2 separate regions of the Homo sapiens genome follow, and region 1 is linked to region 2. A link is a contact called in ENCODE Hi-C data. All regions are on one chromosome and are shown on one strand. The core of a region is the stretch at or near the end of the contact, and the rest is flanking DNA. Distances in the headings are between cores, read along the strand shown. Region 1 holds the start of RNF32-DT (RNF32 divergent transcript). Region 2 holds the start of MNX1 (motor neuron and pancreas homeobox 1).

Evidence for each region. Hi-C counts contacts between places; a loop is a spot of excess contacts on that map. Pooled maps may share reads with other maps.
Region 1: a pooled map shows a loop between it and region 2 (8-fold over the local background). The contact joins the promoter of RNF32-DT here to the promoter of MNX1 in region 2. A Hi-C loop is called at or near these places in 14 of 37 single-sample maps with no recorded cell type and 6 of 50 pooled maps.

The regions. Positions count from the first base shown.
Region 1 is chr7:156,638,198-156,644,757 of GRCh38, reverse strand. RNF32-DT (RNF32 divergent transcript) reads left to right here and starts at 4,223. Exons shown (of 4, transcript NR_026865.2): 1 at 4,223-5,810. RNF32 (ring finger protein 32) reads right to left here and starts at 3,984. Exons shown (of 9, transcript NM_030936.4): 1 at 3,947-3,984; 2 at 866-957; 3 at 1-259. The coding sequence starts at 880. RefSeq lists a silencer at 4,084-4,393 and an enhancer at 3,962-4,553.
Region 2 is chr7:157,009,251-157,015,317 of GRCh38, reverse strand. MNX1 (motor neuron and pancreas homeobox 1) reads left to right here and starts at 4,655. Exons shown (of 3, transcript NM_005515.4): 1 at 4,655-5,658. The coding sequence starts at 4,968. MNX1-AS1 (MNX1 antisense RNA 1 (head to head)) reads right to left here and starts at 4,461. Exons shown (of 2, transcript NR_038835.1): 1 at 4,011-4,461. RefSeq lists silencers at 4,244-4,853, 5,364-5,433, 5,444-5,493.

The sequences.
Region 1 (6,560 bases), core at 2,974-5,473, 370 kb after region 2:
CCAAAGTCAACGGCGGCGGTTTGGGATCAAGAACATATTCTTTTTCTGAGTCTTCTAGTTTGGGGCACTGTGTAGTTTTTTTAAGTCCAGTATCTATTATTGCCTTTGTATCTCTTTTTAGAGATTTGTTCTCTTTCTTTTGTACTTGTGTCTTAGAATGATCTGCAACTGAAAGATTTCGAAGTTGAAGATCATGTAAAATGTGATCTTGTAAAGCAACTGCATTGACTGCCAAGTTATCTTTCTTAGATGAGTGACCCTAAAAAGTAGGAAAAAAGTCATATTTAGAGGAGTATTATGTAATATATCATTTAGAAGAGAACTGAGGCTTCAATACTCAACCTTGATGGCACATACAACCAAATCAAATAGTAAGGAATGCTTGACTCATTGTTACCTAAGTAGGAGCAGACCCTTGTCTCAGCATTTATGTTAACAATACAGGAATATCTTTTCATTTAATTATGAAAGCCTTAATTATAATATGAATAAATTCATTATGACCCATAAACCTGTGCATGCCTAAACAAACCCACGCTGCTTCACTATAATTAAATTAGACTCCAGGCAACTACTAAGGAGACTCCTGCCATTTCAGCTTATGCCTTTTTGTGAAAACTTAATAATTTCCTGTGCAGAATAAAAATCACCAAACAGCTAAGAGATGCTTGCAGTAAATATCGCCAGAGATTGTTTTTCCATTGGCTTGTCCACTGCCCCATGCGACACTTGGCATCGCCCATTCCTGCTGACAATTCCTAGTTCAAGCAGGGTTTGCAAACTAGTTTTTATACTCTCAAATGGCTGAATTAAAATACATTTCATGAGTCAAATAACGTGTATGTTTAAGAAAAGAATAGCGTACCTTATTTTTTAACATGCCGAATTAGGAAAAGTTGTTGCTTGGCTATCACAAATTCTATCATCACATCCTATCACCTTCCTTCTATTCTTCTGCTGCAAAGACGTGGTCAACAGAAAGTCAAAGTTACAGTGCACAGAAAAACCATGAAGTTTGTGAGGATGCTCTGTAAGAGTCTAACAGATCCTGAAGCAGCAGGAATGCCTGCTACAGGGTGGCACTAAGCTACACATTCTGGTTCTGGAGGAAGGGGGTGAACTCAAGTCAGTTATGCTTCGACTCATCCCTGTCCTCAAATAGTTCACCCCTGAGCTCCTGAGGACACATTAATACAAATGGTTAATTACTATGAATTAATCCATTGCTAAATATAACATGATACATAAGTACTACAAAACTTCAGGCTAACACTGGAGACTTGGAAAAACCAGTTAAACTGGCATTTGAAAGATACACAGAGGGAAATGAAGATGGCACATTACAGGTAGGAGGAAAGAACTGGCAGGCTGGAAATCAGCATGATATGCTTATTTTGGGGAGAAAGGGAACAATGAAGAAACTGGAACGCAAGAGGAACACTGGCTAACTTCAGTCTGTCCAGAACACAGAAGTACAGAATATGGGGACAGACCAACTTGAGTTCCAATTGAACTCTACCGCTTTGCTGCGCAAGATACTGGACACAGCTGAGCCCCAGGCTCCTCATCTATAAAGCAGGTATAATAACGCTGGCTTTGCAGGGTTGCCGCAAGGATTAATGAGACAACCTTTGAAGTATCTAAAGTAGGTCTTTTCACACAGAACTTACTCTTGTTATTCTTGCTTCAATTCCCTTCAAAGCTGGTGGAATAATTTGGAATTGGCCCTTTTAGATTTTGGACATGGTGTATTTTATGAAGACAGATGTATTCAAAATATACTGTGATGAGGAGAAATAGAAAGTTATTCAAGTAATCTAGGAACTGGCACAGAAGGCCCTTGAACATATTTCTTCTAATGTTGTTTCCCTATAACGCTGATGAGAAAAAAAATTGATCCCCAGCAGGGGCCACTGTCTGTTTGGAGTTTGCACGTCCTCCCCATGTGCTGTGGGTTTCCTCCAGGTACCCCGGGTTCCTCCCACATCCCAAAGCTGTGCACGTGAGGCTCACTGGGGCGTCCCCGTCTGAGTGAGTGTGAGTGTGCCCTGCCATGGGATGCCGTCCTCTCCAGGACTGTTGCCCGCCTTGGTCCTGAGCTGCCTGGATGGGCTCAGCCCCCTGCCACCCTGAACTGGAATAAGCAGGTTGGAAAATGAAAGGATACAAATTATTGTCAAATAAAAACTCGTAAAGCATACGGTATTCACACAGAGATGCAGGACAATACCCGATGCAGTAAGAAAGGCCCAGCGGGCTGAGAAGTGGCTCCTGTTTGTTTTGAAACTGCATGGTAGGGGGAGGTGCTTCAGAGCTTTGGCTTGGCCAACATTATCTTTAACACAGCCCCTCCACAACCCGGTCACTCATGGATTCACCAGAAATTGGGTAATGATATTTCTTAAATGTAGAGCTCATATGTACTTCAGTGTTTCATATTAGAAGTGCTTTGGTCTTTATTTAGAAGTTTGGCGATGTTTTTGTGACCAGGAATGTGCTGTGGGAACTTTCCTCTTATTTATATCAATTAACCTATGGTGAAACTGGTTTCCTTGTACACTGCATGGCTTAAAGCTCCAGTTTCTAAGAACCTATGGATGATGTTAAGTGAAGACTTACTGTGTTGAGGGCCTAACTCTAAAAATAGAAAGAAATTAATCCAAAATGTATTTCTAAGGACTAACACTTGTATTAAATTACTCCAACCGAAAGAACAAACTCACTAAGGCGTGAGTGGAGAGATAGAAAAGCACAGTGGAACCAAATCTCTGAGATATCCAGGGTTAGAAGTAAAAACGTCAGTCGCTGCTCAAGTCCTGGAGGCTTTGATGATGGTTCTTACTACAGCCCTTTTCTGTTCCCGTTCAATTCTGGCATCAAGAGATGTTTGAAATAAGTTCCACCCTGTATCTCATCAAGACAACTGAACTTGGAGAAATGGTGGAATTTAAAATACTGAAAGATCACTGCCAGAATTTTCTCAGTTCCTGCTTCCAAAATGCCTATAACCTGCAGAAGATACAGTTTGCATCACACTAAAAATGGTCCGGTCATAGCTGCAGTCTGCAATTTAATCTCAAGTTTCTACACAGTAGACCACTGTCATTAATATCAAGGTAAGAGCTTTTAAAACCTATACTCTCTTAAAGTCCTACGGTATCATTAAGTTTTAGAGTTTAAAATTCAGAATTTAAAGGTATTGAAAACCCTTCAAGTACCTACTCCAACTCCACTTTATAAATGAGAAAACCAAATACCAGGTGAGTCCTTCAATATATAATGAGCCTGCGGCACTGGTAGGGTTAGAAACGTAACCCTTGCCCAGTATTGAAAGCTAAGATTAACAGGAACCCGTTGCTTTGTAAATCCCAGTATTAAACGCTCAAGAGGCAGAGCTTGGTGGCAAAAACGATCACTGGGGTGCCAAAGCGAGTAACCTCAGCTAATTAAACACGCTCAATAAAAATACACGAGACCAAGCCTACGACGTAAAGATGCAATCCTACGTAGGGTCTTGGTGTTATCTCCTGCCTTCTGAACCCCGCTGACCGTTTTCTGAGGTTCCACTCATGCAGGAAGCGCGCGGTGACGAGGCTCCAATTCCTCTCAAAGCTGACACCACCCTGCACCTGGGGCCCCTGATGGCAGCCGGTCCTACCGGGTTCTAAAATTACCGACGTGGGATCACTGTTCTAAGGCTTTAGGCAGCCGTAAATTCGTACCCCTCAGATAGAAGGAGCTGTGGAAACTAACCAGGACCCCGAGTCCCCCAAGGAGGCTGCGCGCCGCTACGGGACCCGACCTCGCCTCACAGCTGCGGCCATCGCCGGCCCGGCTCGGAGGAGGCGAAAGCGAGGCCGCGGACGGCCCTCACCCCGAATCCATGGACCCCGCCCGCCTGGCGGGCCACCCTTCTTTCCGTCCCTCCCCCGAAGCCTCTCCGTGCCTCGACTCCTCCGCGAACACCGGAACCCAGGGACGTCTGCCCCTTTTCCCTCAGGCAACTCCCTGGCCGCCCACCGTTGCCGTAGCAACGCCCGCCTCCGCGCTCGCTCCCCGCGGGCTTGCTCACCAGCCCTGCCCCGCCCCGCCCCATACTGCGCATGCTCGCCAGCCCCGCCCGGCCCACATTGCGCATGCTTGCCAACCACGCCCTGTCCACACCACACTGCGCATGCTCGCCGGCCCCCGCCCCGCGCACGGCGTCAGCGTCTAGACGCAGGTGCGTTCCCGTCGAGGCTCGCGCAGCGGGCGTTTTTGGGGATCGCCTGGCGGGGGTGTTCGGGAGCCGCGGGCTGAAGCACGGGGGCGTGCAGGCGCCCAGGCCTCGTGTAGTGAGGGCCGAGCCCCGCGCCGGCTTCGCTGTAGTCCGCAGCCCCCGGCGGCTTTGTGGGCGCAGCCACGCTCCTCAGCCGCCCGCCCACCTGGGCCTGGGCCCCGGTTGTTTCCCTGCGGTGGCTGTGGTCGTTCCCGTTCCAGGGTCTCGAGCGCACCGCCCCTTCGCTGCGCTGTTAGTCGAGGGCAGTTTTCTGGGGGATCCCCCGATCCCCCCGCGCCGCTCAGGCGTCTTGGCTCGCGGAAGCGCAGGCGCCGACTGCCTGGCGTCGTCCGTGACTCCTGGCCCTTCTCTGTGGATCCCTTTGCTTCTCGTTGCGGGTTGTGTTTCCTGCTTCGTGGGCCTGGCCGTTTGCGTTTGGATGCAGGCCCGGGTGAGCCCTGCGTGGCCCGCTGGCCTTTTCCTGCTCCCTAGGTGACTGAGCCGCGTGTGTGACACATCGGAGTGAATTGAGGCAACGCGTTCCTTTCCAGGCTTGCAGCGGGCGGTGTCGTTCACGCTCCTGAGCAGAGCCTTCCGGTGCTTTACTCGACGCCACAAATAGTGCAGGGTTCCTCCCAGGGGCTGTCGCGAGCTAGAACTCTTCCCCGCCCCTGTGAGCTCGGGCTGTTCTTCCTCCTCCGCGTGGCTCACTCCAGCCTCGGATGTTTCCTCGCTGCACAGACCTGCTCGGGAAGACTCGAGAAGGCCACCCCAGGACTCCAGCTCTCCCCGGAAGGGCTTCCCCTCGGATTGCGTCTTGGCCCCTGGAACCCTCCCTCTGTATCCTCTGCTGTTCCTCTCTTGGCCTCCATTTGGGTTGTGGCCTGGATACTCTGGCTCGCTGCTTCCCTTCTCTTAAGGATCACAGCCCTGCACTGCCTGTCGTCCGGTGCCTGGAAACCATTGTATTTTTTGGTCTGATTTTGTAGTTGTTTGAGAACTTAAGTCTGGTCCCTCACACTCCATGCCCAGAAGCAGAAATGAGTAAAGTTTGTTTTATCTTTTCTTAATATGACAATTATTGTGTTGGTTCAACTTATGTTGTACTTTAATTAGAAGAAATTTGGCCGAAAATACAAGGAAAATATACAAATGCAAGTAATTTTTTTTAAACTTCCCTGAAAGCAGGGTCTAAAGAAATTACCAACCAACTTAGACTGGATCTAGAAGAAAAGGAAGGGTCTTTGCAGTCTTAGGACTCTTCCGTTCCGCGACGTAGGTGTTAGGATAACAGCCATAAATGGTTGTAAGACTTTGGGCTCAGATAAGTAGACTTAAGTTCAAATTTTGACTTATTTTACAAGTGTGTGATTTTTGGCAAGCTCATCTTCCTAAACCATGAGCTCCTTATTTGTAAAGGGGACATTAGCCACTCTCCAGCAACAGCCCTGGTACTTCTTCAGTCCTGGGATGGGACGTATGATTAGCCTAAGCGAACCAGAAAATCCAGGCCCGTGACCAGTGACTTGATCAGGGCTGGCGATATATCTAGGTAGGCCAACCAGGTGGACTCAGTATTTTTGTGGGTGCTACTGGAAAATTTATTTAATTCTAACTGAATGTAGAAACAGCAACAGACATGAAATGGCAGTTGTATTGCTGTCTTATCATGAGGTGAGGGCCTGAAGCTATGGTAGCCACCCTGTGAACCTTGGAAGGAGGGTTCTACAGGAACTGGCAGAGCTGAGACTGGGACGCAACCCATGTCCTGGTGACGTATTTGAGTCCTGAGGCTGGCCCTCCTGTTAGTCTTTTCTCTTACTGGCTTCAGCCAGATGGGGTCTGGTTTTCTGTTACTTGCAACAGGAAAAATTGGAATGATATCTATGCATGCTATTACCGCCTTATGGCTGTGGTGAGATTAAAACATGATACTGTGGGTGAACTGCTTAGTACAGTGCCTGCTATTCTTTATGTTGGTTTTAAGGTATTTTTCTTGAACTTTAAAGTTCTAAGAAAAATTACCGTTTTAAAATTCCTACCCTCTGTTCACATGTTTAAATTTTCATGATAGTTTTTCTGTCTGCATGTTTTCTATTCAAAATAAATTGGTCATTCTTCAGTTAGCCACGAAGAATATTGTGAATTTTTTATTTTTAAATTTATTTTTTATTGATACATATTAGATGAACATGTTTTTGGATAACGTGATAATTCGATAAATTCATAAAATCAAATCAGGGTAATTGGGATATCCATCCCCTTAAATATTTATCTTCTATTTACACTAGGAACATTCAAA
Region 2 (6,067 bases), core at 3,406-5,905:
AAATCCAGGTTGCAGGGAGAGGCTGAGGAGGAGGGGCTGAGGGAGAAAACCCATAGAGCGGAGCACACAGCAGACCTGGGCCCACCTCAGGCCCCGCCTCGGTTTGAGGGTTTGAGCTGCAGGTCTTTGGGTTGCTAATCCTGAGCCTACCCTTTCCAGACTCCTTTAAGGCCCAGCTCCCAGGGGCCATAGAGGAGGTCAGCAGATCAAAGGACAGCATGAATGACTTGATGCCTTTGGCCCCCATTGCTCTGAAGGGGCTGGGGTTGGTGGGGGGACCTGAGCAGATGTCCCCAGCTCCGGTGAGCCTAGGCCCTCTCCACAGATTCTCCTTCCCTCTGAGCTCCAGGAAGGAGGTCGGAGCATCTCCCAGCAGTTCCTGCTCTGACCCTCTGGGCTCCCACTCCAGCCTAACTAAGCTACTTCCTGTGCCAGGGGCAAGTCCCATCTCAAACTCGTGCTTAGGTCCCTCCGGCCAGTTACACAGCATCTTCATGCCTGTTTCCTGAAGAAAGCCTTGACAGTTTACATTGAAACGGAACTGCATGAGTCCCCGAAGACCACATGGCTTCAGCAGGACAGGACTAATGTGCCTGGGCCCCTCTGCAGCCAAGTCCTCTCTGTTGGCCCTGGGCTTCAGTTTTGGAAATGCAAGATCTGCCCCCTGCTTCAGCCACCCAGTGCCCTTCCAGGCAACTGCTCCATTTCACATGGAAAAAAAGCAATATCTAAATGATAAATAAATGCATGATACCTGCCTCGCATCTTGTGAATATGTGAATGTACAGGTTTTTTCCCCAGTCCTCACGGGTTCCCAGTTGTGTGTGTAAGTCCAGATGTAAACAGACACAGACTACAACGGCGTTTTCTTTTGTGATGGTTTGTAGAAATCACCATCTCCTTCCCAAGTAGTGGAAGGAAGGGCAGCTGCAGGCACTCTTCAGTTCCTTAACAGGAGGCCTGTAGAAAGCAGGCTCCCGCGCTGGGCAGGGAGGAGCTGTGGTGGGGGCCAGCTGATTAGGGTGCACCAGGCCCTCTCTGCCTGTCTTGAGAAACCAAGAGCTCCAGGGAGAACTCTCCAGGGCTGAGTTCTGCCCCTGGGGCCGCTGGAGAGAAAACTCACCTGGAGACTCAGGTTTGGTAGCACTACTAGGATCAGACCTTTGATCTCTCTTTGTGGCCCTTCCCAAGACCCAAGCCCAGCTCCAGACTGCCCCAAAGCCAGCTGGGCTGGATCAATACAGATACTGGGAACAGGAAGAGACCCAGCAGGCTCCGCCTCACACATTGTAAACCACACAAAGATCCACACTTCCCAGATAGCTCCCTCTCTCCCCCACACCTGCCTCTCTCCATGCAGCTTTACAGAGAACCTCCTTTTTATATTAACATATTCTTAAATATAAGCAGAACATCTGATCATTTTAAGGCCCTATAGCTCCTTAGAGTCCATTTGGTCCAACCCCTGCTTCTGTAGACAAAGAAACAAATCCATCGAGATAAGGAGCTTCAGATTCCTGAAATGGCACCTCAGCCAGAGGGGCGGTCCGGACAGGACGCAGGGCTGCTAGGCTAGGCCTCCTCGGACAGCCTTGCACAGCCCCACAGGTGGTACAGACACCTGAAGGACCTGCACACGTGTTGTCCTGTCTGTGTTTTCAGGGAGGTGTCCTCAGCAGGTCTCAGGCAGAATAGAAACATGAGACAGGGTGTGAAGGGGTTTTGGACCATGGTTATTACAGAACAAAAAGGGGTGAAATTAATTCCTCTAGGAGTTAAAAAAAAAAGCCAGAAAACACCCACTGTGATTTTGTTGAAGGAGATGGCTGATGTCATGAGTCTAGACTACACACCCCATCACCAACTAAAATCACCCTGGCAGTGTGTATTTTTGGTTGGAGAGAGGAACAGCATCTTCTCCAAGGTCCATCCTGGGAGATTTCTTCTGCAGCCACTCCCTTCCCCCAGCTCCCTAAATCATTGACCTCAGGACCAAGCAATCTGCCCCCAGCAGATGGGGGTGATGAGAAGAGAAAGGCAAGTCAGCCTTGGTGCCAAACCCCTGGAGGAGGAGGCCAAGGCTGTGTTCTCTACCCTGGGGAGGCAGAGTCACAGCTAGGGCTTCCTGCCTGGGACAGGTGGCTAAGAATCTCTGGTCTCCTTTACAATCCTTCCCTCCCCAAAAAGAAACAGATGGGATGGGGACTCAGGGCTAGGTGTACCTGAAAGCTTTGAGGGCAGCAGGGTGGGAACAGTGTGGCCTCTGCAATCAGACCTGGTCCCACTCCCAGCTCTAAGGCCAAACTGTCTGCTGGGAACAAGGATCCCAAACTCTCTGAACTTGTACTCTAGAAAATGGAGATGATAGCCCGGGCACGGTCGCTCATGCCTGTAATCCCAGCACTTTGGGAGGCTGAAGTGGGTGGATCACCTGAGGTCGGGAGTTCGAGACCAGCCTGACCAACATGGTGAAACCCCATCTCTACTAAAAACACAAAAATTAGCCTGGCCTGGTGGCACATGCCTGTAATCTCAGCTATTGGGGAGGCTGAGGCAGAAGAATCGCTTGAACCTGGGAGATGGAGGTTGCAGTGAGCCATGATCATGGCATTGCACTCCAGCCCGGGCAACAAGAACAAAACTCCATCTCAAAAAAAAAAAAAAAAAGTGGGGGGCGCCTGGCGCGGTGGCTGACTCCTGTAATCCCAGCACTTTGGGAGGCCGAGGCGCGCGGATCAGGAGGTCAGGCGATCAAGACCATCCTCGCTAACACGGTGAAACCCCGTCTCTACCAAAAATACAAAAAAAAAAAAGAAAGAAAAGAAAATGGAGATACGGAGATGATAAAAATCTTCCTTCTAGTGTCATAGTGAAGATTACGGATGAGAATTGCAGAAAGCTCATAGCACATAGTAGGTGTTCAAGAAATGCGCGTGTTTCCCTCTCTCCAGTGAGAGGTAGAACTGCATTTGTGTCACCACAAAGACATCTAAAGGCACGACAAACTCCATGTGAATGCCTGGGATTTCTTTTTACCAGTGGTCGGCTCTGCAAAGCCAGATCACATTTACTCCAAGTTGCAGTTACTCATCCATTGCCATCCTCCTAACCTTCCAACCAGTCCTGTGCATCTGGGAACTACCCTGTGTTATAATGAAAACGATACCACTCATGGCAACAGAGTCACTGTCATCAACTCTCGCCTAGGTCAAAAGCCTTTTGAGGAGAAGTGGCAAGGTCTCTATATTTGCCTTTTTAAAAATCCCTCTTGTAGCAACCTGGCGTGCTAATTTTGAAGTTTACCTGGCACTGAGTTTCTCTTTGGCTCTCTCCCCTCTCCACAGCCCCTTCCGGTCCTTTATTCACCTCTCACCTGCATAGCAAGCCCTGGAACCTGGAACTCCCTCCCAGTTCTCACGCTTGCTGGGGAAGATAACTGGGTCTAATGGCGCTATTGACAAAGCCTGGTGTTGATGCCGCTTGACTTCCCGACCCCTGTGTGGATTCTTTCAGCTTCAAAAACGCCCTTGGAAGTGGTTTTACTGTAAATATTTGAAGTGTGCGTGTGGGGGAGGGGTGAGACCTGGATGCTCACTCCGTGCCTCGCTCACTCACGGGAAGCCCTTTCCTCTCCACTTCCCAGGAGGCCCCGGCAGCACGAGAGACATAGCCTTTCCCCGCTCCTGCCCGGGGACTGGCCGGGGGTCGCAGCGGCAGGGCTTCCGAAGGATGCCGGGCCCCACGGGTTTTTCAGGGCCGAGGTGTGTGGGCCTTGACTCCCGCAAGCCCATGGGCATCCCTCGGCAGCGAGGAAGAGCCTTGTCACCGAGGACCCGCTCCACTGAGCAGGCACGTGGGCGACGTCTGCAAGCCGACTTGGGTTCTGCAGGCCAGAGCGCCCAGATCTACCGTCTCCGCCTTGACTGGGGCAGGGGCTCCCAGAGAGGATTCGTGGAGGCCAAACTCACACTCACATGCGCGTTTACACCCCCACACCCCCGCACACACACCTGAAAATGCGGGGCCTTCCCATAGCAGATAAGGTTCGACCTGCAGAGCTTTGGCCACGGGGACAAAACCCTCCCCTGCTGCGCCCTGGAGGCCCGAGAGCAGGGAGGGCTTGGGAAACACCACGGTCTTCAGTGCGCTGCCGTCGCCTCGCAGAGCGGCCAGGTCTGCGCAGCGTGGGCGCTCAGGAGCGTGGAACCACCGCGCTCCGCAAGGCAGACGTGGACCCACTCCAGCGCCGACAAGGAGGCCGGAGAGGACGCGCGCAGCTGGCTCCAGGGACCAACCAAGTCCGGAGGGGCCCACGTGTCTCGGGAGCGGGTCTTGGGCCGCCGCGGGGCTCTCCAGGGGCCCGGGGGTTGCCAGTGCCCGCCGTCCGGCTCCGCACCCAGGGGAGGGCGGGCAGAGGCCCCAGGTTGAGCCTCGGAGTATCCACTCCCCGTTGGTGTCCCCGCCCGCCAGCGCCGCGCAACAGCCCGGGCTGCTTAGGACCTCGCGGCGCGGGGGCGGGGCGGCGGGCGGCCGGGACGGTGACAGGTGCGCCCCTCGGCCAATGGCGGAGCCCGCGGCCCTCCCCGGGCCCCCGCTGCGCGCGCCAATCGGAAGCCGCGCTGAGCTTCAAGTGCGCGGAGGGGCGCGGGTCCCCACCACGGCGGCAGCGGCCTCCGCGCGGTCGCCTGAGGGCTGCAGCGCAAAGAACCGGGCTCCCGGGCCCGGACGCGGGGAAGCACTCGCGTGGGAGTTTGTGCGAGCGCGGCCCGGGGCGGGGCCCGCACGGAGGAGGCGCCGGGACCATGGTCACCCTCGGCTGAGTTTCCGGCGGCGACTTTGATTATTGGCAAATAACCACCATAACAATACCGAGCCCCCGGGCTTGCACCGCACGCACTGACTCCGCGAGCCCGCACACGGCCGCGTCGCCCGCCACCGGGCCCTGAGCGCCAGCCCCAAACGAGCCGATGGAAAAATCCAAAAATTTCCGCATCGACGCCCTGCTGGCGGTGGACCCCCCACGAGCCGCCTCTGCGCAGAGCGCGCCGCTGGCCTTGGTCACGTCGCTCGCCGCCGCCGCATCTGGCACCGGAGGTGGCGGCGGCGGCGGCGGGGCGAGCGGCGGGACTAGCGGCAGCTGCAGCCCCGCGTCCTCGGAGCCGCCGGCTGCGCCCGCCGACCGCCTGCGCGCCGAGAGCCCGTCGCCGCCGCGCCTGCTGGCCGCGCACTGCGCGCTGCTGCCCAAGCCGGGCTTCCTGGGCGCGGGCGGCGGCGGCGGCGGCACGGGCGGCGGGCACGGGGGGCCCCACCACCACGCGCATCCGGGCGCAGCGGCCGCTGCCGCCGCCGCCGCCGCCGCCGCCGCCGCTGGGGGCCTGGCGCTGGGGCTGCACCCTGGGGGCGCGCAGGGCGGCGCGGGCCTCCCGGCGCAGGCGGCGCTCTACGGCCACCCGGTCTACGGCTACTCCGCGGCGGCGGCGGCGGCTGCGCTGGCGGGCCAGCACCCGGCGCTCTCCTACTCGTACCCGCAGGTGCAAGGCGCGCACCCCGCGCACCCCGCCGACCCCATCAAGCTGGGCGCCGGCACCTTCCAGCTGGACCAGTGGCTGCGCGCGTCCACCGCGGGCATGATCCTGCCTAAGATGCCCGACTTCAACTGTGAGTACCCTGCGGCCCCCGTGGATGCGCGTGGCGGGAGGGCCTCGCGCATCCTCCACCGGCACCGCCTGCCCCTCTCTGCGCTTGGCTCCCAGCGAGCGGGGGAAGAGCTGCGAAGCCGCCTCGGCTCTGCCCGGGGCCTGCGAGGACTCGCCCGGACCCCCAGGCATGAGACGGGCAGCGAATTATTAAAATGGCCATGCGCAGGCCTTGCCTTCTCTTCCTCTCTTAACGGGAAGGGGCAGTTGGAGGTGTGAGACTGAGATCTAATGATTAACCCGAAGGCTGCAGGAGAAGGAAGTCGCCGGGGGAAGGCGAGCCGAGAGCGCCCTGAATTAGGCAGGCCCGGGAATGGGGGTCAGGGCTTATCACCGGGGAAAGGAACTTGGGCCAGGTCCCCCACTGGGGC